Regions from separate parts of the Homo sapiens genome. Here region 2 is linked to region 1. Evidence: chromatin loops called from intact Hi-C (ENCODE). Cell type or tissue: PC-9. All regions are shown on one strand. Each heading gives the region's core, and the rest is flanking DNA. Links, peaks and the distances in the headings are about the cores only.

Region 1 (12,510 bases), core at 2,365-10,364:
ATCAGGGGAATCGGGGCAGTGTGACTGGAGGATAGTATGAAGAATGGAGGGGAAGAAAAGGCAGTGGAAAAGGAGATGGGCTGCTGTGAAAAACCAAAGACACTTGTGAGGGAAGAGAGAAGATCCAATCAATACAGGTACTGAAGAGGTATTAGATTAGGTGTCATATTTTGGAAGGCCAGGAGATAACATTTGAGGTGAATGGAATAAAAATTAATTAATTCTATAAGCATTTATTAACACCAACTACATGCCAAACCCTAACTGAGAAGCTAGGTGTCTTGCAAAAGTTTATAACCACTCAGTTTCCTTATCATTCAAAAAACATTAATGACTTCCTCCTGAGTTCCAGTATCATAGTAGAAAATGGCACATAATCTTAGTTATGAACATGAATACCTCCAGCAGACAAGCAATTTAAATGAATCTGTAAAATAAGTACAGGTTCTTTTTATGTATTGTGTATATTTGGGGGGATATTAAATCAGATACTTTTCATACTGTATTTGGGGGGGATACTAAACCAGATAGTTTTCATACTAATAGAACTTGATTTATAACAACTCTCCAATCTGCAAAAAGTATCATGTGGCTTAGTCATATGGAATTAGATTCAAAGTTAATCTTTCTGTCAAATCTTAGAGTATTTTTGACATCAGTGAAATAAGAGACCTCTGTTATTTACCAATCGCAGTACAAAACACTATGACCTTATTATATTCATAGGTATATATTATATGCTCTAAGTATGAAATTTCAATCTACGTTGTTTCTAACAATAAATCCCTTAGTGCTGCAAAAGAAAGCTGCCAGCCATGAGTCAGTAAGTGCAATTTAAAAAAGTATTCTAGTATCAAGTAAGATCCAATTATATCTCAAGTTATTTTTCAGTCCCATTATATTTTAACTTGTCAAATCAACTCCAGTAAGTTATAAAAAAATTAAGATATATAAACTATCCAATGTATCAGTTACAAAAATGTATAAAATGAAAAACAAAATGTTGGTACTCCAGTGCAAGAAAAACAGAAGCTAAAACCTCTACCCTAATACTCCTATTTCTAGAAATAAAATAGAAAGGTAATGAAAAAGACAAGATGAGAATCAGGAAAGAGGTCTGAAAGAAATAAAAACTATTAATAACTCATATACTAGCATACAGGAATGCTCTGAACCAAACTGGGTGGGGGCTGTCATGTAAAATGGCTTTGCAGAGCTGACTGCGAACAGGGGTCATGACTCTCTTCTGGCGCAATCACAGCAACGTTCTGCTCCTACTCCCAAGCGGCTATAACGTAACTCTGTGGTTTCAACACTTTATACATGAACTACTTTTCCTGTCTTTTCATTTGCCTGCTTTTAATAAACCGAGTGACAGATATATCAATGCTAGTGTTATCTGTGCATACATATATAGAAGGGTGTGCATTTACATAAACCATATATATATATAAAAAGTTCTAAAGATATCTGTCTTGTTGACAATGGAAAATATCATCTAGTATTAATCTACAATGAATAACATTGTCAACCTTTAGTCTTTGCATCCTTTCGTGATATATGTAATTGCAGTCAAAATAAGGTTAGTAAAATTCTTGGGGCAGTATTCAATTTAAGAGTTAAATCAATCGTTGCCCATTCAATAAGTTTTGATTGTAACTTAACCTCAATGCCTACATAATGACTCCCCCTTCCTAGGTAATTCCATTTCTCCCAAATATTTGAGAAAAGTAAGTAGAATTTCTTACTTAAGAAAGCTGATGTTATTTTAAATCAACACCATTAAAAGACAATTCTAGTAACCAAAAACAGTAAAGAAATTTATAAAAAACATATAAAGAAATATAGAACTGTTGACAGTTATAGTTTATATTTATTGAGCTGCTTCTATTATTTTCTTTAAAAGACAGCTTTAAGGGAATTTATTTTAAAAGGTCCTAAGGAATGTGTATGTATGTATTTTCCTAATTTAAATATCACTGATGTCAGAGGACAAATGCATTCTCAACTTGTTTTTAGACCATTTCTCGTCCTTTTATTTTTACTAAAGTTGAACTGACTGCTTAAAAATATTTAGAAATATGAATATTTCCTCAAACCACCCTTGTAGCAAACAATAGGTATTTCAAACAATTATTAATTTTTCTTTATTTTTCCTCCCATAGACAATAGCTCATTTCCTCAAAAAGTGGTGTTATGTGATTTTTTTTAATTTTGAGAGACTTTTAGTATTTGCTCATCTCTTTAAATTGTGATTTGACTATGTGAAAAAATATTCCATGACTGTGTAATTGCACAAGTTCACTTAATTTCAAATTAAGCTAGATAAATAATATTTACAAAAAACGATTCATTAAATCCCTTGAATAAGCCATAATATAGCTAAGATGTCAGTATATATAATACTAGCCAATTATATTAAATTGAATCTATTTTCAAAACACTGAAAAATGAAAATATTTCAAAGTATCTTCTGTTTCTTTACTGTAACAGTCTCCCTAAGGTTATCTAATAACATACAAAAACTAAACAAATCAGCATTTTCTTTGGTCAGACATCATACTCTACAGCATTTAGCACAGTCTAAAAAGGAGATGAGCATTATTAATTCATATTTTATGTATCAATGGGCTTATATTTTTAGAAAAGTCATTCAATTGAATCTGAGGCTATTTTGTTTGGTATTACATAAGAGCATAAGGAAAAATATTTCTTGTTCCCCCTTTTGTGCTAAAGACCTACACGGATGGACAGAAAACATACATTTCTACACATCCAAGGTTTCAAGGCTATTCTTTAAATAAAAAATCTATATTAAGACATTTTTACAGAGCAAACGTAAACAGAAATAGATTGAAAATAATTTCAACAAGTGGTATGTTACCTGGGTGGAGCTGGTGGCTACCGAGATGCAGTCAATAAAGCTGTGTCTTCGAGTGAAAAATGCAACTATCTGCTGCCAGCGTGAAGGTTCTGGCTCAGCTTGCAGTTCATCTGACGAGCCCTTTTTTGCCCAGTGTTTCTGCTTTGGGCCTGCTGAGCCATGGCTAGAGCTAGTATTGCCTCCTCGACTGCCGCGAGAGTATAGAAGTGTGTTGTTTCCGAAAATGTAATTCATCTCTGCAGCCCTGCAGGTGGTTGCCAAGCAGGCTTACTTCTCTACCAGCTGCTGAGTGGTGAATGATCGGTAAAAACTGCAGCTACAATTACAGCAGCATCACTTGTAGATCAGTGAAAATAAAAACCTTGAGAAATGATGCTCATTTTCTCAGTGATTTCTTCCTATGAAAGAGCTCGTATCTTCCCTCTGTACCTGTTAGCTGTATGATGGCTGAGTTTATTTTTGCAGACAAAAAAGACGACATAAGGTGGATTTCTTTCTCATGATTATTTTTTCACCAGCGTCTGCAGGAACCAAAAGCTGTTCTTTTGTTAGCTGATAACTAGATGGATTGAAATCCAGGAAGTGAGGTCGATTAGCAGGTAAAGAAGGATGCTATAAACACTGGACTACCAAGACCCTGTGGGGCTGCCTGATTTAATGCACTGCGTGGAAAAACCCTGGATTACCAAGTTTCAACCACAGTCTGTAGTAAAATCCAATGGCACCTTCACTGCTTATATAAATTATAAATATGAACTGAATTAAAACATATAAGAGGATTCTCTCTGCAAATAGTTCTGACTGTTAAAATGATTTCACTAAAAGAATCTTTGTCATTCATATCCAAATTTCTACACCAGGCAGATCTTACACATTATCTGGCACTGGCTCTAAGTTGTTCAAAGGTGCTGCCTACATTAAACTCTGACTATCTAACGATAGCGCTTCATTACAAATGGATTTTCCTTTATCATTTTATGTAATGTATTGGTTTTTAATGATTAACAACTGGGTCTCAAGGTAGATTAATTACTAAAACAAGTATTTTGCTTCTGGAACCTTTATGATAAAAAAGAACTTTCAAGAAATTATCAGCATCATCTCTCTAGTATTTTATAAACATTCATATTACAAGGTCATAAATTTCTAAAAATGAGAAAGAATTAACGCTGGTAAATTTTTCGTTTTATAATCAGTGAAATGTGTTTTATCCAACTCTACATAAATACCACTCTGGTTCACCAAATACTATCACCTGATTGCTAAAGGAACATATTCTAACATCTAATATTTAGGTTAACATAATAGTTCGCCTGAGAATTGCCTGGGGCGCTAGTTATATATGCAGATTGGTGTATCCTCTCCCCATCAAAATGTTTACGGGCAGGGGGAACCTGGGAATTTTTATGTTTAAAATGCTTCCCAAGTGACTCTTAAGTACCTTCAAGTTTGAGAACCACAAACTCCCAAGCAAGCCCTCTTAACACTGTGCTATATTAGTAATTACAACAATGGTCATTTTAAAACAATATGTGAACAAAAACGCTACTTGATAATTTACTATTGGTTGAATAATCTAATTTTTAAGCTGATAAGAGCATATCGTAAGTCCCAACCTCAGCCATGGATATTTTTTCGGATGTGGACTGACAGAATCTTCCTTGTCTACGTGCTTACCAGCACCAACTGGATGCAGCCTTTTGTCAAACTACAATGTTGAGGTCCACTGCAAATCTTGACTCCGCAAGAAAACATGCTAATGCTGTCTCTATGATGCGTCTGCTGAGAAGTGAACATGTGCTCAGTAAGGGTGAGAGCCATGTGGGACTCTTGAGGGCAAGATATTTTGTGACAGAGATTATACCAGAAAGTTTGGTGCTTCTTCCCAAGGACTGTGCCGGCAGTAGCTGACAATTTATGGCCCCAGAGTGATCCTATCTAATTCGGAGTAGAGAATGTAAGAAAATACTAAGGGCGGACAGGTAACTAAGAATCCTCTTGTGAAGGAAAAAATGAAACCTCCCAGAAAAAAATTCAAGTTTTGTTATGGACCAGGTACCTAGTAAAGACCTGATTAGTGTGGTTTATATAAATGCTACGGTAATTGGTCTGGCCCTAAAATATGTGCCTTGATCCATGTCTGATGAAAACTTCAAGGGGAGGAGAAAACTGATATGGGTTCTGTTATTCTGAATTAGTATGGATGAAGATACTGAATACAACTGTTGAATGCAAATCTCCTACCTCAAACTGTAAACAGTACCAAAAGACATACAATAGTAGGCTCTTAGTGAGCATCTATTTATCCTACAGAGCCAGAGAACTTAGGGGTCAATGGTAGGCTCTTAGTGTGCATCTATTTACCCTACAGAGCCAAAGAACTTAGGGTACAATCTAAAGTTGACAGATCACTGCCTCCCATATTTCCCCAATGTACAGGGAAGAAATACTTCTTGATGCAAATTTCCTATCCAAATCCATTCACATCAAGAAAACAACTTCAAGTTTTGGGAAAGACTTCTTTATGAAAATGTCCTGTTACATGACCTACAAAAATCTAGGAACACCTCATCCATTGGCCAGTAGTCAGTATATGCACACAAAAAATCTATACCTAAATCACAAGAGGGGTTTCACATGAGATTAGACTGGGAGGTGGAAGGCGGAAGGCAACCAACTGTTCTTTGCTTTAGAATATCCTCTCTCATTACACAGCAGAGATGAAAGATAAAAACTCCATTAAAACCAAATTTAAGTTCATTAAAGAAAAACCTGGAAAACCTATTTAAAATAATGGATGAAAAGATGGTATGCAATCTAAACCACCAAAAGGAATCACTATTAACATCTTAATATGATATACAAAGAATATTCTTTTTTCCGTAATGTGTTTTCTTTTTCAGAGTGATAATATAATCTATAGAATTCTAGCCTAAACAATAGAGAAAGCTTAAGTTAGTAAACTAAATACGATTAGTTCAGTGGATTACTATGTAATTCAAAACATGATTATGAAAAATTTATGACTATGAGGAATATTTACAATATTAAATGGTAATAAAAAGTTAAAAATTTATACTGGATAGGCTCTCAATTATTTGTGTACGTTTCTAAAGTCACAAACCCAGCAGTCTTTAGGTACAGAAACAAAGGCAAATACTAAATAATCTTTTATTTGTTTGTTTTTGAGACGGAGTCTCACTACGTTGCCCAGGCTGGTCTTGAACTCCTTGGCTCAATCCATGCTCCTGCCTCAGCCACCCACGTAGCTGAGGTTACCACCATGCCCAGTTTACTAAATAATCTTAGTGAAAAATGTAAAAAGGTAAAGGACAAGAGGAAAAGCAATACTGAAACTCTAAAGTACAAAAAAAACCCACCAAAAACCCAAAGTAACTACAAAGCTAATGTAACGTAAATGCAATATAACAGGCATTTTTATTACTCTTTTCTAATGTGGGCTATTAAATTTCAAAACATACAACTGTATTGAGATAAGACAAGACTGAGAAGAGTGACAAGAACACAGATTTGCTATTTATCTAGAAAACCCTCAATGTCACACATACAAAATCCCTTCTGTATGAGCACCATCTAGTGGTCAGTGCATGCAAACTATATGCTCACCTTAGTATACCAGGTCCATGATAAAATTCAATCATGTTTCTATATGTTCCAGAGATGTAAAGATAAAGTTGATTTCAAAAACTGCTCATTATATACTAGAAACAGGAAAACTTCTATTCCTCTAGCATTTGGTTCAAAAGGCTTATATTTGCTTGTGTCCATTTTTCTGCCACTCCCATTTCTTACAATTTTTTAAAAACTACTAAGAGCTGCTAGTGATTTCATTATATTCTCAATACTACTGGATGAAATAAAATGCTAGGAAATATACTTATTTAGCACAATTATCTGCTCATTGACCCTGTTTTTTCTGTTTGATTTCAAGTCCCTCTTAGTAATGTTTACTTTGTATACAATAGTTTGAGCATAATTTTCCTTGCCATTGAAGACAAAAACCAAATATAAATTACTTGTTTCTTCAATGATCACTGCATCCTCCCATACACTCAATAATACTCCTACTGTCCTCCCTGTTGCTTCATGTACATTTCAAACTTTTTGGGAAAAGGCTGAGGTTTTTATTTGTTCGATTTACTGTTCTAACAATTTTTCCTAATTCTCAGCTCATTTTCAGTTTTAGAACCTTGACACTACTCTTACATAACCCCAAAATTTACCCACTGTGTCCTTCTCTTCGACATTAAGATTTTTAAAAAACTATTATATCCCCTATTTCTTTCTTGATATTCTTCCCAACACTGGCAAGAAAGTATCCCTTTCAGAGTCTTAAATTATAAAATCATAATTATCTTTATGCCAAGCCCTGAATAAAGTAACCCAATCACTATCTTACTTTACTCATTATTCCAGTAAGGAGAGCCACCACCATCCACTACCACCACCACCACCACCACAATAATCTAATAGATTAATTCACGGCATGTTTCATGGTGGCAAACCTTTCATAAGAACATTCATCATACAGGTCTTTTAGATTTTGCCCTCATTTCCTAACATGCACCCTAAGTATCAGCAATAATAACATAAACCTTCCTGCATTTCTACAGTTTCTTGTGATTGTCACCCTTCCACTGTATTTATTTACCCCAGTAACGGCCTCCTCCTCTGACTTGGCATCTTACACATCCTTCAACACTTTATGCAAATGTCAACTTGCTTTTTTCAGAAAACTCCAAGAATTTAATTTCTCCCTCTTTCATGTCACATCATACTGTGTTAACTATCTTTCCGTAAAAAAATACTAATCACTGATGTCTAACACAGTTACTAGCACAGATGTTTAATAACTGTTTGCTAAATGCATGTATTGCTTGACACAACTAATATCCTAGCAGTTGATTTTTAAAGCATCTATTAAATTTTATTTTTACCATTAGCTTTTATTAGAATTGTGAAGACTAAAGCTGTGCCTAATTTACAATCTACTCAGCAAACCACTGTTAATTCTAAGATACTTTTTCAAATTATAAAATAATAATTCATATACTGACTTCTACATGCAGCGTAACAGCTGTTCACTCCAAACCACAATACTATAAAAGAGGAAAAGCTCTCTATATTAGCTTTTATTTTAAAAAAGAGACTACTAGTCTAATACTTGACACTGTATTTTAAATAAATTGTTGAGCTTCTTATAACATTCTGGTTTTTTAAAAATTAAGATGAAAAAGCATTAAAGCTTGCCTTCTTATGTCAAAATAAGGGTTGTTTTCCTTCAATTCCGGTTTTCTAACAAAAAGTTAAAGGAACCCTACCTACTCTGCTATAATGCTCACCTGCTCCAAATCTATTACACCCCTCAAATAATTATTTTACGTGGCATCTGCCACAGTAACCTAGGAATGAAAGAGGGGAAGCAGGTAGAAATTCCCCAAACGAAACAGTCTTAATCATTCTTAAATTACAATTCTATCAGAATACAATCTGTCAGAAAGTTTCAAGAACTTGAGAAACGTTCATATTCTTCTGACTCAGTAATCTGACTTCTGGTAATCCATCCAAAGGAAAGAAACTAAATACTTTTCATGTCCAAAGATTACTCATTGCAGGTTTCTTTACAAAACCTAATAAAAATAGAGATAACAGATATCTGAGAGCTGACATGGTCATCAAATTATGGTGCAAATATATCAGGCAATATTATGTATCAAGTTTAAAGTTTTTAAAGTTTAAATTTTTAAAAACTTGATACATCATATTACACAGGAAATATACAAGAAAATATGTTTAACAAGTTTACAATAGGAAAAAACATTAACATATTAAAGTGTGATTTAGAAACAAATGATAGAGAATACACACAATTTTTTTCTGCTGGGATTGAAAATCCTTATCTACTCAGTTTGCAAATATGAATCAGACAGCCAGCAAACCAAAGTGAGGGAAAGGGGACTAGTGAGGGAAAGGGGACTAGTGGTTTCACTTAAGAACCCCAGAGGATGGTTTATAATTGTTTCAGAGACTGATCCTGTTAATACCTAACAAAAGAGAACAAGATGAACAAGGCAGAGCAAGAGAATGGCCCACAAAGATGGCCAGGTTTTCAGACGCTTCTCATAGAACCAGCTGAATGATTATCATAATATCCTAAGACTCAGGAAAGCATGCTGGTACTTTCTTGATCTTAACAAAACGTGTCAGGAAAGGTTTACATATGACTACACAAAGATCGCCACTCAGATAAGGCCATGACAAAATGCCAGCAACTGCAAGATTTCCACCAATTTCAGAAATGGTAAATGTGGAAAAGGTAAGTCTTAGAACTGATGATAAAGGACACTTTAATTAATAACATACTCCTTTAAGCCTCTATAAAATATTTCTTTAAAAAGCTGTGAGGGACATAATCCTTTATCATTGTCAGAATAAACAAAAAGCAAGTATATGTAAAGAAAAAGCAATTTAAAGCAGATACCAAAAAACTGACTTCTCATCTCTTATGGTCAGAAAATTAAGGAAGAAATGAATCAGATTAAGAAAGCAGTGAAAATCTTAAAGTATGAATGCTTTCTCTCTCAATACTATCAATTTAAGTCTCTCACTCTAGAAGGAGGATTCGACAAATGATGTCAGAAGTTTACTTGTAAATATTAATAGCTCAACACAGATAGCACAGTAGTGCAGGAAAATACCTCAAGCTTTGCATTCACGGGGGACTAGTTCCAGGACTAGTCCCCCGTGAATCCTCGCATACTGTACCCAAATCCTCACATACTGAAGTCCTGAAGTCAGCTATGCACTTACAGGAAGTCAGCCCTCTGTATACTTGGGTTTTGCATCCTACAAATACTTTTATGTTTGATTGCATTTGTTTGAAATCTGCATTTGTTTCATCCGCATATAAGTGGAGCAGTGCAGTTCCAACTCGTGTTGTTCAAGGGTCAACTATAGTAGCCGTAATAGTGGTGGCACAATGCTTCGCAACTGTGCCCGCACATTAGAAACACCTGGAGAACTTGTAAACCTCCCAAAGGCCAGTCTGCGTTCCAATTCACATCCCAAGATTGATCACCTTGCATTTAATTACAAGAATCATATACGGAGATGGCTGCTAAAAGGGTTTTGTCGGCCGGGCGCGGTGGCTCCCGCCTGTAATCCCAGCACTGTGGGAGGCCGAGGCGGGCGGATCACGAGGTCAGGAGATCGAGACCATCCTGGCTAACACGGTGAAACCCCGTCTCTACTAAAAATACAAAATATTAGCCAGGCGTGGTGGCGGGCGCCTGTAGTCCCAGCTACTCGGGAGGCTGGGGCAGGAGAATGGCGTGAACCCGGGAGGCGGAGCTTGCAGTGAGCCGAGATCGCGCCACTGCACTCCAGCCTGGGCGACAGAGCGAGACTTCAACTCAAACAAAACAAAACAAAACAACAACAGAAAGGGGGGTTTTGTCATATTAATCTTTGATTTACACAAAAAGTCTTCCCAATTATAATGAAGTAGGTTTTCACTGATGAAGGTAGTGGCTTATTAATCAGCAAAATGGGATTTCACTGGTGAAATCCATAGCATCCCAGTTATGTGAATTTTTTGAATTAATTTAGAGACATAATACACCCTTGCATAAGGGAAACGGAAGACTCTGGAGAGGCCTAAACCCTTAGGGATAACACCTTAGGTTTAATCCCTAAGACATCTGGAGACTCTGGGTAAACAAAATCTTGTGTCTGGAACATTGTTTTATCTGCTTAGAATGAGCATTTTAGGCAACAACGGAAAGCTGAGGTTTCATGAGATTTAAAGAATAGGCTACATAAAATATGCATGCTGGCTCACTGTTTAAATGTCTGCTTGTGTCATAATCTGCAAACACACCAAAATAACTACTAAAATACCTACCAAAAGACCAGAGTTGGCCATGTGCAAATTGGCTTTGGTTGGTTTGTAACAATAAGGATGACCGGAAATTCAAAACATCAGAAATAAAAAAATTATACATATCCTGGGAGTGTTTTTGGACAAAAATAATAAATAAATTAGATTAACTCAATCAAGATAAAAGCAGGCTGACAAGAACAGCACATTCAACAAGCAGTGTTAGGGCTTTACCCGTGCTGAGGTTCTTATGTTGTCTGGAGTAAGAGTGAATGGCATTTATTTACTTTAGACTTTTAAAAGTTAAACATATATTAAAATTTCTACAATAACCACTAAAGGAAGAGAAACAATTTTTAACTTCCAAGCTAGTAATAAGGGAAAGTGAGATGAGAAAATACAATCCAAAAGAAGATATGAGCCAGGTGCAGTGGCTCACACCTGTAATCTCAGCACTTTGGGAGGTCAAGGGAAGAGGATTACTTGAGGCCAGGAGTTCAAAACAAGCCTGGGCAACAGAGCAAGACCCTGTCTCTACCAAACAAAAAAAATAGCCAAGCATGATGGCATGTGCCTGTAGACCCAGCTACTTGGGAGGCAGAGCTGGGAGGATCACTTGAGCCTAGGAGTTTGGGGCTGCAGTAAGCTATGACTGCCAATGCACTCCAGCCTGGGCAACAGAGCAAGACCCTGTCTCAGAAAAACAAAAACAAAAAAGACAAAATGGAAGGAATAGTCTCTAATGTTTAAGAATTAAACACGCTTCTAAGTAACTCACGAGGCTAACAAAAAACAAATCACATCAGACATTAAAAAAATACAATAAGAAAACATTACATATTCAAACTTGTGGGATACATTTAAAAATGCTGTTTCAAGAAACATTTATAAAAGAATACTACTAGAAAAGAAGGCTGGTAATTAGTGCAATAAGCAAGTGACTTGAGAAACTAGAAAAACAAGAAAACAGAATAAACTCAAAGAAACCAAAAAAGAAAAAAATAATAATGATAAAAAGAGAAAGGAAGAAAAGATAGAAGAACTGTTTCTGCCACTAACTGGTAAACAGCCAAAAAATCAGATTTTTTGGCTGTTTACTCTCCTTAACTCTCTTTTAGTTCCCCAAGGGAGGATCAGATTACTTATACTGAACACTATCTTTAATTGATATTCAGCTATCCTACATGTAACTTATATTTACATATACACATATGAATGTACATACATAAACATGTCTTTATGTATGTGTATGTGTGTATAAGAACAGAGGGGTAAGGGTGGTGGCAAACAGGGCAGGGACTCAAGATAATTGTTTTTTTAAGACGGTTCTTTGAAAAGACCATCTTTGAAATTGACACTTTTGGCAAGAATGGTGACGGAAAACAAAGAGTCTGAAATAAGTGATATTATGAATAAAAAAGGGACCATGCCTACATATGCTATAGATATTAAAAGGTATTAGCAGGATATCATAAATAATAATTTGAAAATATATCTGAAATGTTAAAAATTACTAGAAAAAAATAGCCTAGCAAAATTAACTGATAGAAAATCTGAATCGTACTATAACCATTAAAAATTTTAACCAGTAGTATGATATCACTCCTCAAAGAGAATTACAAAATCCAGGTAAATTTTACTAGTAAGAAATGATCCTTAATGAAAATACACACAACCAACAAAGGATTAATATTCAGAATATAAAAGAAATACAAATCAATAAAAA
Region 2 (12,510 bases), core at 2,989-10,988, 660 kb before region 1:
TGGAGGAGTCAGGGAACACTCTGCTCCACCAGCTTCTTGTGGGAGGCTGGATATTATCCAGGCCTGCCTGCAGTCATACAGAGGCCTAAACCCCTCACTGTGGTGCTGTGCTTCAATAGTCATGCTCCTTGTCCACTTTCATGTTCCTCCCGTACTCCGGGTTCCTCTTTGAAGTTTGTAGCAGATAGTGGTAGAAGAAAGAGTGAAAGTCTTAAAATCTTTGATCTGTCTTATAAGTGCACAGATGAAAACACTGACGTTTGCTGCCTTCTCTCTCTGCTTCGGCTACCTAAAAGGGAAGGGCCCCCTGTCCCATGATCACGTGACTTGCTTGACCTTATCAATCACTTGGACGACTCACCCTCCTTACCCTGCTCCCTTGTCTTGTATGCAATAAATATCAGCATGCCCAATCATTTGAGGCCACTACGGGTCTTTGCGTCTTGGCGGTAGTGGTCCCCCGGGCCCAGCTGTTTTCTCTTTATCTCTTTGTCTTGTGTCTTTATTTCTTACTATCTTTCGTCTCCGTACATGGGGAGAATACCTGCTAAGCCCTGTGGGGTTGGACCCTACAGAGATAAGCAACATGTCTCCTATAGCAGACCAAAGAGAGAAAAAGGAAATAGGGAAGGTGAACTAAAAATGGAAACTCCATTCCCACTAGGAAGAGAAGCAGTTCTGGCAGACAACCCTCATGGGAACCACAATAGCTCCGTCGATGAATGGAAAACGAAGCACTTTTAATGTGCATATTAGAGGCCTAAAAAAACCAGAGCCAAACCTCTTAATTACTGTAAACTATCTACGATAGACCAAAAACCAGATGAGAATCCCACAGCCTTTATGGAAAGGCTGAGAGAGACACTAACAAAACACACCTCTTTATCCCCTGATTTAGCTGAGGGACAGCTCATCCTGAAGGACAAGTTTATCACACAGGCATCTCCAGATATTAGAAGGAAACTACAGAAGCAATCTATAGGACCAAATAGCACCCAGGAAAACCTCCTGAATATAGCCACTTTGGTCTTTGATAATAGGGATCAGGAGGAGGCCCAAGAAAAAGAGAGGAAGCACAAGAGAAGGACAGAGGCTCTAGTGGCAGCATTGCAAGCTTGCAAAGTCCAGGATCCCCATGGTGCATCCACTAGCTGTTACTGATGTGGCAAGTCAGGGCATTTTAAGAAGGAATGCCCAAACAGCAAGAAGAAGCCAGCTCAACCCTGTCCAGTCTGTGATGGAGACCACTGGAGATTGAACTGCTCCCAGAGATGGAGGTCACTAGGTTCAGAACCAGTCTCACTGATGGTCCAGCAGGACTGATGAGTCCCAGGGCTCAACCCCCTGCTCCAGCAGCTCAAACTGCCATTACAGCACAGGAGCTCCAGGTGTTTCTGGAAATTGAAGGAAGGTAGATCTCCTTCTGGATACTGGAGGCAGGCTCTCTCTTCTCTCTAATCCAGGTCTCCCCTCTTCCCATAGCACAACTGTAAGGGGTGTCTCAGGAAAAACTCTAATCCGATATTTTTCTTCACCCCTAGCTGCAGATGGAGGGGACCTATTATTTACACATGCCTTTTTACTCATGCTTGAAAGTCCCATTCCTTTATCAGGTAGAGATATTCTAGCTCGCAGGGGGGCCGGCATCCTTACAGCCCCAGGACAAACTCTTTGTCTCCCCCTGGTGGAAGCTAACATTAATCCAGAAGTGTGGGCTACTCCAGAAAGAAGAGGTTGAGCTATAATCTCTAGGCCAGTCCAGATTCATCTTAAGGATCCCACTTATTTTCCTTTCTTTCTTTCTCCTTTTTTTTCTTTCTTTTTGAGATGGAGTCTTGCTTTCTCACCCAGGCTGGACTGCAGTGGGGTGATCTCAGCTCCCCACAACCTCCGCCTCCAGAGTTCAAGTGATTCTCCTGCCTCAGCCTCCTGAGTAGCTGGGATTATAGGCATGTGCCACCACGCCTGGCTAATTTTTGTATTTTTAGTAGAGACGGGGTTTCACCATGTTGGCCAGGCCAGTCTGGAGCTTCTGACCTCAGGTGATCCACCTGTCTTGGCCTCCCGAAGTACTGGGATTACAGGTGTGAGCCACCACGCCTAGTCAGGATCCCATTTTTTTTTCCTAATCAGAGACTATATCCCCTAAATCCAGAGGCTAGGAAAGGGCTAGCAGCCATTATCGATAACCTAAAGATGCAGGGCCTCCTCAAACCCTGTAATAGCCCCTGCAACGCCCCAATATTAGGAGTGCAAAACCTCAATAAGGAATGGAGACTAGTTCAGGACCTCTGCCTCATTAATGAAGCTGTCGTTCCAATCCATCCAATGGTACCTAATCCCTTTACACTGTTAACTCAAATACCTGAGGGAACTAAATGGTTTACAGTCCTAGGTTTAAAGGATGCCTTTTTCTGCATACCGTTACATCCTGACTCTCAATACCTGTTTGCCTTCAAAGATCCCTCCAGCCAGACCACCCAGTTAACATGGACGTTGCTGCCTCAGGGATTTTGAGATAGGCCTCATCTGTTTGGACAGGCACTGTCAAAAGATGTCTCTGAGTGTTCCCATCCTCAAATTAGGGTCTTGCAGTACGTTGATGATACTCTGCTCTGTGCCCCAACTAAGGAAGCTCCTCAGGAAGGCACTGAAGCTCTTCTTAACTTCTTAGCTAACAGAGGATATAAGGATTCAAAACCCAAGGCCCAGCTTTGCAAAACCTCGGTGAAGTACCTGGGTTTAGTGCTGTCCAAGGGAACTGGAGCATTAGGGGAAGAAATGATTCAGCCTATTTCTTCCTCCCTTCTCCCTAAAACCTCAAGCAACTAAGAGGATTTGGGGACATTACAGGATTTTGTAGACTATGGATACCTGGGTATTGTGAAATAGTCCACCTGTTATATAACCTCATAAAAGAAGCTCAGGGAGCTAAAACTCATCTTTATTTTATTTTATTTTTTTAGATGGAGTCTAGCTCTGTCACCAGGCTGTAGTGCAGTGGTGCAACCTCCACCTCCCGGGTTCAAGCAATTCTCCTGCTTCAGCCTCCGAGTAGCTGGGATTACAGGCATGCGCCACCACGCCCAGCTAATTTTTGTATTTTTAGTAGAGACGGGGTTTCACCATGTTGGCCAGGATGGTCTCGATCTCCTGACCCCGTGATCTGCCCACCTCGACCTCCCAAAATGCTGGGATTACAGGCGTGAGCCACCACGCCCGGCCTAAAACTCATCTTTTAATCTGGGAACCTGAAGCTTGAAAGGCCTTTGACCAGCTAAAACGAGCCTTGCTTAAGGCACTAGCTCTCAGCCTTCCTGTAGGGAAGACTTTCCATCTGTACGTATCAGAAAGGAAGGGAATGGCCCTGGGAGTTTTAACGTAAGCTTGACGAGCAGCTCAACAGCCAGTGGGTTACCTAAGTAGGGAACTTGATTTGGTGGCTAAAGGATGGCCAGCATGCCTTTGAGCCATTGCCTCAGTAGCCCTACTGGTCCCAGAAGCCCCCAAATTAACCCTGGGAAATGATTTAACTGTTTACACCCCACATAACATGGCAGGACTACTGTACTCTAGGGGGAGCCTTTGGCTAACAAACAGTCGACTCCTTAACTATCAGGCCCTGCTGTTAGAGGGTTCCAACATCCAATTAAAAACTTGTGCAGTGGCTCACGCCTGTAATCCCAGCACTTTAGGGGGCCGAGGTGGGTGGATCATGAGGTCAGGAGTTCAAGATCAGCCTGGCCAACATAGTGAAACCCCATCTCTACTAAATACATAAAAATTAGCCAGGCATGGTGGTGGTGCATGCCTGTAGTCCCAGCTACTCGGGAGGCTGAGGCAGGAAAATCACTTGAACCCAGGAGGTGGAGGTTGCATTGAGCTGAGATTGTGCCACTGCACTCCAGCCTGGCGACAGAGTGAGACTCCGTCTCAAAAAAAACAAAAACAAAACCAAAAACAAAAAAATTGTTCTCGCCTAAATCCAGCCACTTTCCTCCCCAAGGAAACTAGGGAACCTGAACATGACTGTGAACAAGTCCTGATACAGACCTATGCAGCCAGGGAAGATCTCAGGGAAACCGCTAGAGAACCCACACTGGACCCTCTTCACAGATGGGAGCTCTTTTGTAGAACAAGGAATCCATAAGGCAGGATATGCAGTAGTCACTCTAAATGACGTCATTGAAAGTGTGTCTCTCCGTCCAAGCACTCAATTAGCTGAGCTGATAGCTCTTACTCGAGCACTAGAATTAAGCAAAGGAAAGGTAGCTAACATTTGCACTGACTCCAAGTATGCTTTCTTGGTTCTTCATGCTCATGCTGCCATCTAAGCTTTCTTTTAAATATTTTCAGTATGTCCAAGAGAAAACACCTGCTTCCGTTTATTTAGCGGTAATAACCTATATGGACTTAAAAATTTTTTTTGTACAGATGAGGTTTCACCATGTTGCCCAGGCTGGTCTTCAGACTCCCAAAGTGCTGCGATTACAGGCGTGAGCCACTGCACCCGGCCAACATTTTCTTTTTTAGAAACAGGGTCTCACTCTGTTGCCCAGGCTGGAGTGCAGTGGCATGATCACGGCATACTGCAGCCTCGACCTCGTGGGCTCAAGTGATTCTCCTTCCTTAGCCTCCCAAGTAGCTGGGACTACAGGTATGCACCACCACGCCCAGCTAATTTTTTTTTGTTTTAATTTTTATGTACAGACAGGCATCTTACTATGTTGTCCTGGCTGGTCTCCAATTCCTGGGCTCAAGTGATTCACCCGCCTTGGCCTCCCAAAGTGTTGGGATTACAGACATGAGCCACCACACCTGGGTTATTGTTGGATTTACTGAAGAAAAGGGGCAGGAGAAAAAAGTTAAATTACGACAAATCTCTAGGTCAATTAGAAGCCATATCTCTGGGATATTTTAAAAAATCAGTCTTACCGCTTCCGACTCTAAAAGTTAATGCCATTAGTAACAACAGCAGGAAAAATAAACCTGATAAAAACCAGCCCATTCATTTTAGCAAAAAAGCAGTTTAACTCAAAATACTTAGACCAAAGTATAACACTACGTACCCAAGGTGCCCCACCCACCAGCAAGAAGAGAAGAAATAATTGCTTTAAAAATCAAAATATGCGGCCAGGCGCCGTGGCTCACCCCTGTAGTCTCAGCACTTTGGGAGGCCAAGGCAGGCAGATTACCTGAGGTCGGGAGTTCAAGACTAGCCTGGCCAACATGGTGAAACCCTCTTTCTACTAAAAACACAAAAATTAGCCGGGCGTGGTGGCGCGTGCCTGTAGTCCCAGCTACCTCGGGAGGCTAAGGCAGGAGAATCGCCTAAACTCAGGAGACGGAGCTTGCAATGAGCCGAGATCCGCCACTGCACTCCAGCCTGGGCGACAGAGCAAGACTCTGTCTCCAAAATAATAATAATAATAATAAATATGCTCAGCATTTCTTCCAGAGATAGCAACGGTGCTACTCCTGAGAGTGCTCGGAAGGACTAAAGCTGGAGTGAAGATAATGTCTAGGGATTGGTATCCCACAAAGGCTTTCAAAGCCCAAGGTACCACAAGCACACTAAACTCGTCTATGAATTAGAAAACAAGATATCACTGCTGCTTCTTTCTGTCTTTTGAAATGTACAATATTTTGTAGGCTCTGCCCTTCGATGTGAAAGCAGGACTAAGAAAAAACAACTAAGAGGGCCAGGCTCGGTGGCTCACGCCTGTAATCCCAGCACTTTGGGAGGCCGAGGCAGGCGGATCATGAAGTCAAGAAATCAAGACCATCTGGCCAACATGGTGAAACCCTGTCTCTACTAAGAAAATACCAAAATTAGCCGGACGTGGTGGCAGGCGCCTGTAGTCCCAGCTACTCAGGAGGCTGAAGCAGGAGAATCATTTGAACCCAGAAGGCGGAGGTTGCAGTGAGCTGAGATCTCGCCATTGCATTCCAGCCTGGGCAACAGTGTGAGACTCCGTCTCCAAAAAAAAAAAATAGAGACAGAGTCTTGCTATGTTGCCCAGGCTGGTCTCCAACTCCAAGCTAAGAAATGTGAAATTATTTGACACCTAAATTTTTAGAACCATTTATCTTAACTGTGAAATTAAACAGATCTACCTTCTCCTGCCTTCAGTCAAACCACCTCACAAAAATAAGAGAACTGAAACAATCCAAACATGATCTTTTTTTTTTTTTTTTTTTTTTTTTTTTTTTTGAGATGGAGTCTTGCTCTGTGGCCCAGGCTGGAGTGCAGTGGCACGATCTCGGCTCACTGCAACCTCTGCCTCCCAGGTTCAAGCGATTCCCCTGTCTCAGGCTCCTGAGTAGCTTGGGACTACAGGCACACGCCACCACGCCTGGCTAATTTTTGTATTTTTAGTACAGATGGGGTTTCACCATGTTGGCCAGGCTCGTCTGGAACTCCTGACCTCAAGTGATCCACCCACCTTGGCCTCCCAAAGTGCTGGGATTACAGGAGTGAGTCACTGCGCCTGGCCCAAACATGATCATTTTTAAAGTCCTTGAAAGTATTAAAACTTTGAAAAGAAAAGAAAGAAGGAAAAACAAAAACATGGCAGTGCAGGAAAGCTTTACAAGAAAGAGGGGGTGAAAATCAATGGGCTTGTCTTTTTTTGTCAACAAGCAAGTGCAAGAAGGTTCATTTTGTGACTTGTTCAGTTGTGTTTTGCATATCTCCATTCTGATCGGAAGGGACTTTGAGGTTTTTCTGCAACTCCTGAGCATCTGCAGGCTCCATCCTCTTATCCTTTATCTGTCTTTGTCTCAGTCATCTCAAAGCCAAACTTCTGTAGAAGTCAATTGCTGACTCATTGCTGATCTGGACAAACAGATGTTGTCAAAAGTGCCATCTTGGCTGGGCAGTGGCTTATGCCTGTAATCCCAGCACTTTGGGAGGCTGAAGTAGGCAGATCCCTAGAGTACAGGAGTTCGAAACTAGCCTGGCCAATATGGTGAAACCCCGTCTCTACTAAAAACACAAAAATTAGCCAGGCGCGGTGGCTCCCATCTGTAACCCCAGCACTTTGGGAGGCCAAGGCGGGCGGATGTCCTGAGGTCGGGAGTTCAAGACCTGCCAGGCCAGCATGGTGAAACCCCGTCTCTACTAAAAATACAAAAATTAGCCGGGCGTGGTAGCACATGCCTCTAATCTCAGCTACTCGGGAGGCTGAGGCAGGAGAATCACTTGAACCCGGGAGGTGGACGTTGCAGTGAGCCGAGATCGCGCCACTGTACTCCAGCCTGGGTGACAGAGCGAGACTCCATCTCAAAAAAAAAAAAAAAAAAAAAAAAAAAAAAAAAAAAAAAAAGAAAGAGAGAGAGAGAGAGAAAGAAGGAGAAGAAAAAGGTGCCATCTTCTCCACAGATGTTTGACACGATTTAACATCTGAGTTGCTATTCCTGGCCTTGGGTAAGGTGCCGGACACCCTGGTGTGATGATGTGTCTGCGAATGATCCACCGTCCCGCCCTCGCCCCAGCTTTGCTAGCTCAGCCTCCAGCACGCCCTTGTAGGACGTGTCCCTGCAGCCGACTGAAAAGGTGGCCTGGATGGGTGTCTTCAAGTACGGAGAACTGCGGTGTCGCGCCTCCGGGCCCCATCCGGCTCCCAGCATCTTCTCCCGCTGCGGAGGCCGCATTTCCACTCAGGGCAGCGCCGCCGCGGTGGTTCCGCCCTGTCGGGCTCAGACCGGCCTGGGCGCCTCCGCGGGGAGCTGGGCGGTGGCGGGGGCCGCGGGAGTGGAGCCGGCCCGAGCCTCCAGGGGGCGCTGGCGGCCGCTTCCTCCATCCGCAGGCGGCTCCCGGCCACGCCCGTCGCTGAGCGTGAGGCGATGGCGGCCGAGCTCAGAACACTGGTCCCCGGAATGGAGAGCTGAGGGGACAGATCTAAGGGACATTTATAACTCCGCAGGGACTCCGGGGTGGGAGTCAGTCCGTCTCAGGTGCGTCTCCGGAAGAACTTCGGCGTCCTCAGGGAATCAGTCCCTGCCCCAGTGAGAAAAACCTTGCTGGGTCCTCCCTGATCCCCGCCACTACTTTTTTCTCCTTAGCAAAATCCAGATATTGTTTGAGTATTGGGCAGCCACGTGCTTCAGGGGAAGCTGAGCCCCTTCCCAGTGTGAGAGTTGGGGGTGAGTCTTAGAATAAATCAATCACAGCAATTTTATTATTATTGCCGTTATCATTGGTTTAGGAACGGACAGGTGGCAGAATTCTGGCCCATGAAATATAAGAAGAGGCCCACTGTGGAGCTTCTGAGGCCGGGCACGGTGGCTCACGCCTGTAATCCCAGCACTTTGGGAGGCTGAGGCTGGCGGATCACGAGGTCAGGAGTTCGAAACCAGCCTGGCCAACATGGTGAAACCCCCATCTCTACTAAAGATACAACAAATTAGCCGGGCGTGGTGGCGCGCACCTGTAATCCCAGCTACTCGGGAGGCTGAGGCAGGAGAATCGCTTGAACCCAGAAGGCAGAGGTTGTAGTGAGCCAAGATCGTGCCATTGCACTCCAGCCTGGGTGACAGGGCGAGACTCTGTCTCCATAAATTAATTAATTAATTAATTAATTAAGACATAGTCTTGCTACGTTGCCCAGGCTGGTCTCCAACTCCTGGGCTCAAGTGGTCCTCCCGCCTTGGCCTCCCAAAGTGCTGGGATTACAGGTGTGAGCCAGAAAAGTTTGTTTAAATTGTGCAAAAATATACATAACAAAATTTACCATTTTTATATTTTACTTACTTTTTATTTATTTCAATAGGTTTTTGGGGAACAGGTGGTGTTTGGTTTCATAAGTTCTTCAGTGGTGATTTCTGAGATTTGGTGCAGCCATCACTCGAGCAGTGTACACGGTACCCAACGTGTGGTCTTTTATCCCTCGCCCCCTTCCCACCCTTTCCCCTGAATACCCAAAGTGCATTGTATCTTTTTTTTTTTTTTTTTTTTTGTGAGATGTAGTCTCTCTGTGTCGCCCAGGCTGGAGTGCAATGGCACGATCTCGGCTCACTGCAACCTCTGCCTCCCGGGTTCAAGTGATTCTCCTGCCTTAGCCTCCTGAATAGCTGGGACTACAGGCACATGCCACCAAGCCCAGCTAATTTTTGTATTTCTAGTAGAGACGGGGTTTCACCATGTTGGGCAGGATGGTCTCGATCTCTTGACCTCATGATTCGCCTGCCTCGGCCTCCCAAAGTGCTGGGATTACAGGCTTGAGCCACCGCACCCGGTCCACTCCGTGGCTTTCTTTTCATCATCTTGATGGTGTGTTTTCATGAACTAATGTTCTTAATTTTCAAGTAGTCCAATTTATCATGTTTTCATTTTGATGTCTTATATATGAAATTTTTCCTACCCCAAGGTCATGAAAATATTTTTTTCCTTTTAGAAGCTTCACCACTTTACCTATTACATTTATATCTGTAATATGCCTAAAATTTAGACCTTTGGATTAATGTGAAGAAGGTCAAGATTCTTTTCTTCTCCATATGGATATACAACTGACTCAATCCCATTTATTATAAAGAGTTTCCTCACTGCTCTGCAGTGGACTTTTGTCATTAATCAAGTTTGCATACATGCAAGCATCTATTTCTATCCTCTATTCTGTTCCATTGGTCTGCTTATTTATTCTTGTGCCCAAATCACACTCAACCTTAATTATTTTGGCTTCATTAAAAAGTCTTAATAACATACAGTGTGAGTCCTCCAGCTATGCTCTTCAAGATTATCTGGGGTATTCTGGGCCATTTGCATTTTCATATAAAATTTTCAATAAGCTTGCTAATTTTTAGAACGCTATGAGCTGGGATATTGAGTAGAATTACATTGACATCTTCATAATATTTAGCCTTCTAATTCATGAATATGATACGTATCTTTATTTAGATTCTCTTTAATTTTCCTCGGTCGTGTTTTGTAGTTTCCTTTGTAGAGTTTTTGCATGTTTTCCATTAGATTTATTACTAGGTATTTGATGTTTCTTGATGCTGTTGTAAGTAGTGTTTAATGTTTTTCTTATTGCTGTTATAAATACGACCAATTTTTCTATATTTACCTTTTTATTCAGCAACCTTACTAAACCCATTTTTCACTTAGTCGTTCATCTGTAGATGCCCGCCCGCCCGCCTGCCTGCCTGCCCGCCCACCCGCCCGCCTGCCCGCCCGCCTGCCCGCCTGCCCGCCTGCCCGCCTTTCTTTTCTTTCGTCTTGCTCTGTCACCCAGGCTGGAGTGCAGTGGCGTGATCTCAGCTCACTGCAACCTCCACCTCCTGGGTTCAAGTGGCTCTCCTGCCTCAGCCTCCTGAGTAGCTGGTACTACCGGCACATGCCACCACACCTGACTAATTTTTGTATTTTTAGTAGAGACAGGGTTGCACCATGTTGGCCAGGCTTGTCTCAAACTCCTGACCTCAGGTGATCCACCCACCTTTTCCTCCCAAAGTGCTGGAATTACAGGCGTGAGTCACCGCATCCGTCCTTGTTCTGCAAACACAATCATGTTGTCTGTGAATGACAGTTTTAGTTCTTCCTTTCCAATTCTTATGTCTTTCATTTCTTTTTCTTGTCTTGTTGTAATGTCTACACCTTCAACAGAATGTTGAATAGAATTAATCAAGGGAATTTCATTCTATTCTCAAACTCCTGACCTCAGGCCATCTGCCTGCCTCAGCCTCCCAAAGTGCTGGGATTATAGGCTTCATTCTATTCTCTTGTTACCAACATCATGAAGAAAGTTTCAGTGTTTTACCATGTTTCTAAATTATTCATGTCTCAAAGAAGAAAATACAATGAAAATTTTAAATGTTTCATTGAAAAACAATGAAAATGTGACATAAGACAATAAGGAGGTAGCTAAAACTGTACTTTGAAGAAATTTTGTCTCAAATGCAAAATAAAAGCTGGACATATCCGTGAGATAAGTGTTCATCTCAAGGTGTTAGAAAAAGAGCAAATTAAACCTAAAGTTATTAGAATGAAGGAAATAATAAAGATTAGAGCAGGAATTCATGAAATAGAAAGAAATAAATAATAGAAAGGATTATCAAAGGCAAATATTAGTTCTTTGACCCTTGTGCACTATTGATGGGAATGTAAATTATTACGGCCATTATGAAAAACAGTATGGAGGTTTCTGAAAAAATTAAAAATAGGACTACCATATGATCCAGCAATGATATATACTAGGTGCATATCTGGAGGAAATGAACTCAGTGTGTTGAAGGGACACCTACACTCCCACATTAATTGCAGCGTTATTCATAATAGCCAAGATATGGAATCAACTTAAGGAGCCATCAACAATGTGGTATGCTAGGCATGGTGGCTCATGCCTATAATCCCAGCATTTTGGAAGGCTGAGGCAAGAGGATCACTTGTGCCCAGGAGTTTGAAACCAGGCTAGGCAACATAGTGAGACCTCATCTCTACAAAACAAAAAAAAAATTAATTTGAAAAACAATATGCTGAAAAAATGTGCTACATGCTCATCATGGATGACATTAAAAATAAGTAAATAAGCAATATGGTGTATATACACAATGGAATACTATTCAGCCTTTAAAAAGAAGGAAATTCTGTCATTTGCAACAAGATGTAAGATCCTGGACGACATTATGCTATGAGAAATAAGTCAGGCATAGGAAGACAAGTACTGCATGATCTCACTTATATGAGGAATTGAAAAAAGTGAAACTTCTAGAAGCAGGGACAGAGAGTAGAATGTTGGTTGCCAGGGTTGGTTAGGAGGCTGGGGAGATGGGAGATGTTGGCCAAAGGGTACAAACTTTCAATATAACGTGAATAAGTTCTGGAGATCTAATACACAGCACAGTGATTATAGTTAATAATACTGTATTGTATACTTGAAATTTGCTAAGAGAATAGTTCTTAAGTGTGTTCATTATTGGGGGAACCAGCCCCCAATATTTCAACGTAGGTTCTTTTCTATTTTCCCTAAGTGTCAGCTGGTCTGAGAAAAAAAGAGAAAGAGTACAAGAGAGAGAAATTTTACAGCTGGGCCTCCGGGGGTGACATCACGTGTCGGCAGGTTCTGTGATACCCACCTGAGCCGCAAAACCAGCAGGTTTTTATTAGGAATTTCAAAAGGGGAGGGGGTATGAATAGGGAGTGGGTCACAGAGATCACACGCTTCATTCAAATGGCAATAAAAGATCACAAGGGCATAAGGGCAGAGCAAGCTCACAAGGCCAGGGCGAAATTAGAATTACTGATGAGGTTTCACGTCCCACTGTGCACGCGTTGTCATTGATAAATATCTTAACAGGAAACAGGGTTCAAGAGCAGAGAACTGGTCTGACTACAATTCGCCAGGCTGGAATTTCCTAATCCTAGCAAGCCTGGGGGCGCCGCAGGAGAGCAGGGCGTTATTTCATCCCTTATCTTCAACCGCATGAGGCAGACAGCCCCAGAGCGGCCGTCCATGCCCCCCACCGGGAATGCGTTCCCTTCCCAGGGTGATTCCTTGCTGGGAAAAGAAT

The links. Peaks named below come from ENCODE experiments on the same cell type or tissue, not always from the same donor. Only the 100,000 strongest peaks of a DNase experiment are listed, where the experiment ranks them.
Region 2: it touches region 1 in a loop (3-fold over the local background); 4 of 110 quality-filtered maps call a loop at or near these places.

What each region holds. Positions count from the first base shown.
Region 1 is chr3:197,180,691-197,193,200 of GRCh38, forward strand. The region is part of intron 5 of DLG1 (discs large MAGUK scaffold protein 1); the gene reads right to left. Among named protein-coding and RNA genes, the nearest start is that of MIR4797, 110 kb to the right of the region's middle. In PC-9, for the core only: CTCF peaks have their summits at 6,483 (motif pointing left) and 6,682; a DNase peak (open chromatin) is centred at 6,471; H3K27ac peaks cover 1,604 bases.
Region 2 is chr3:196,521,159-196,533,668 of GRCh38, forward strand. It overlaps the pseudogene NAA50P2. Among named protein-coding and RNA genes, the nearest start is that of SMCO1, 12 kb to the left of the region's middle. RefSeq lists enhancers at 6,760-6,829, 11,975-12,510 and a silencer at 7,600-7,899. In PC-9, for the core only: CTCF peaks have their summits at 3,572 (motif pointing right) and 7,802 (motif pointing right); a DNase peak (open chromatin) is centred at 7,763; H3K4me3 peaks cover 939 bases.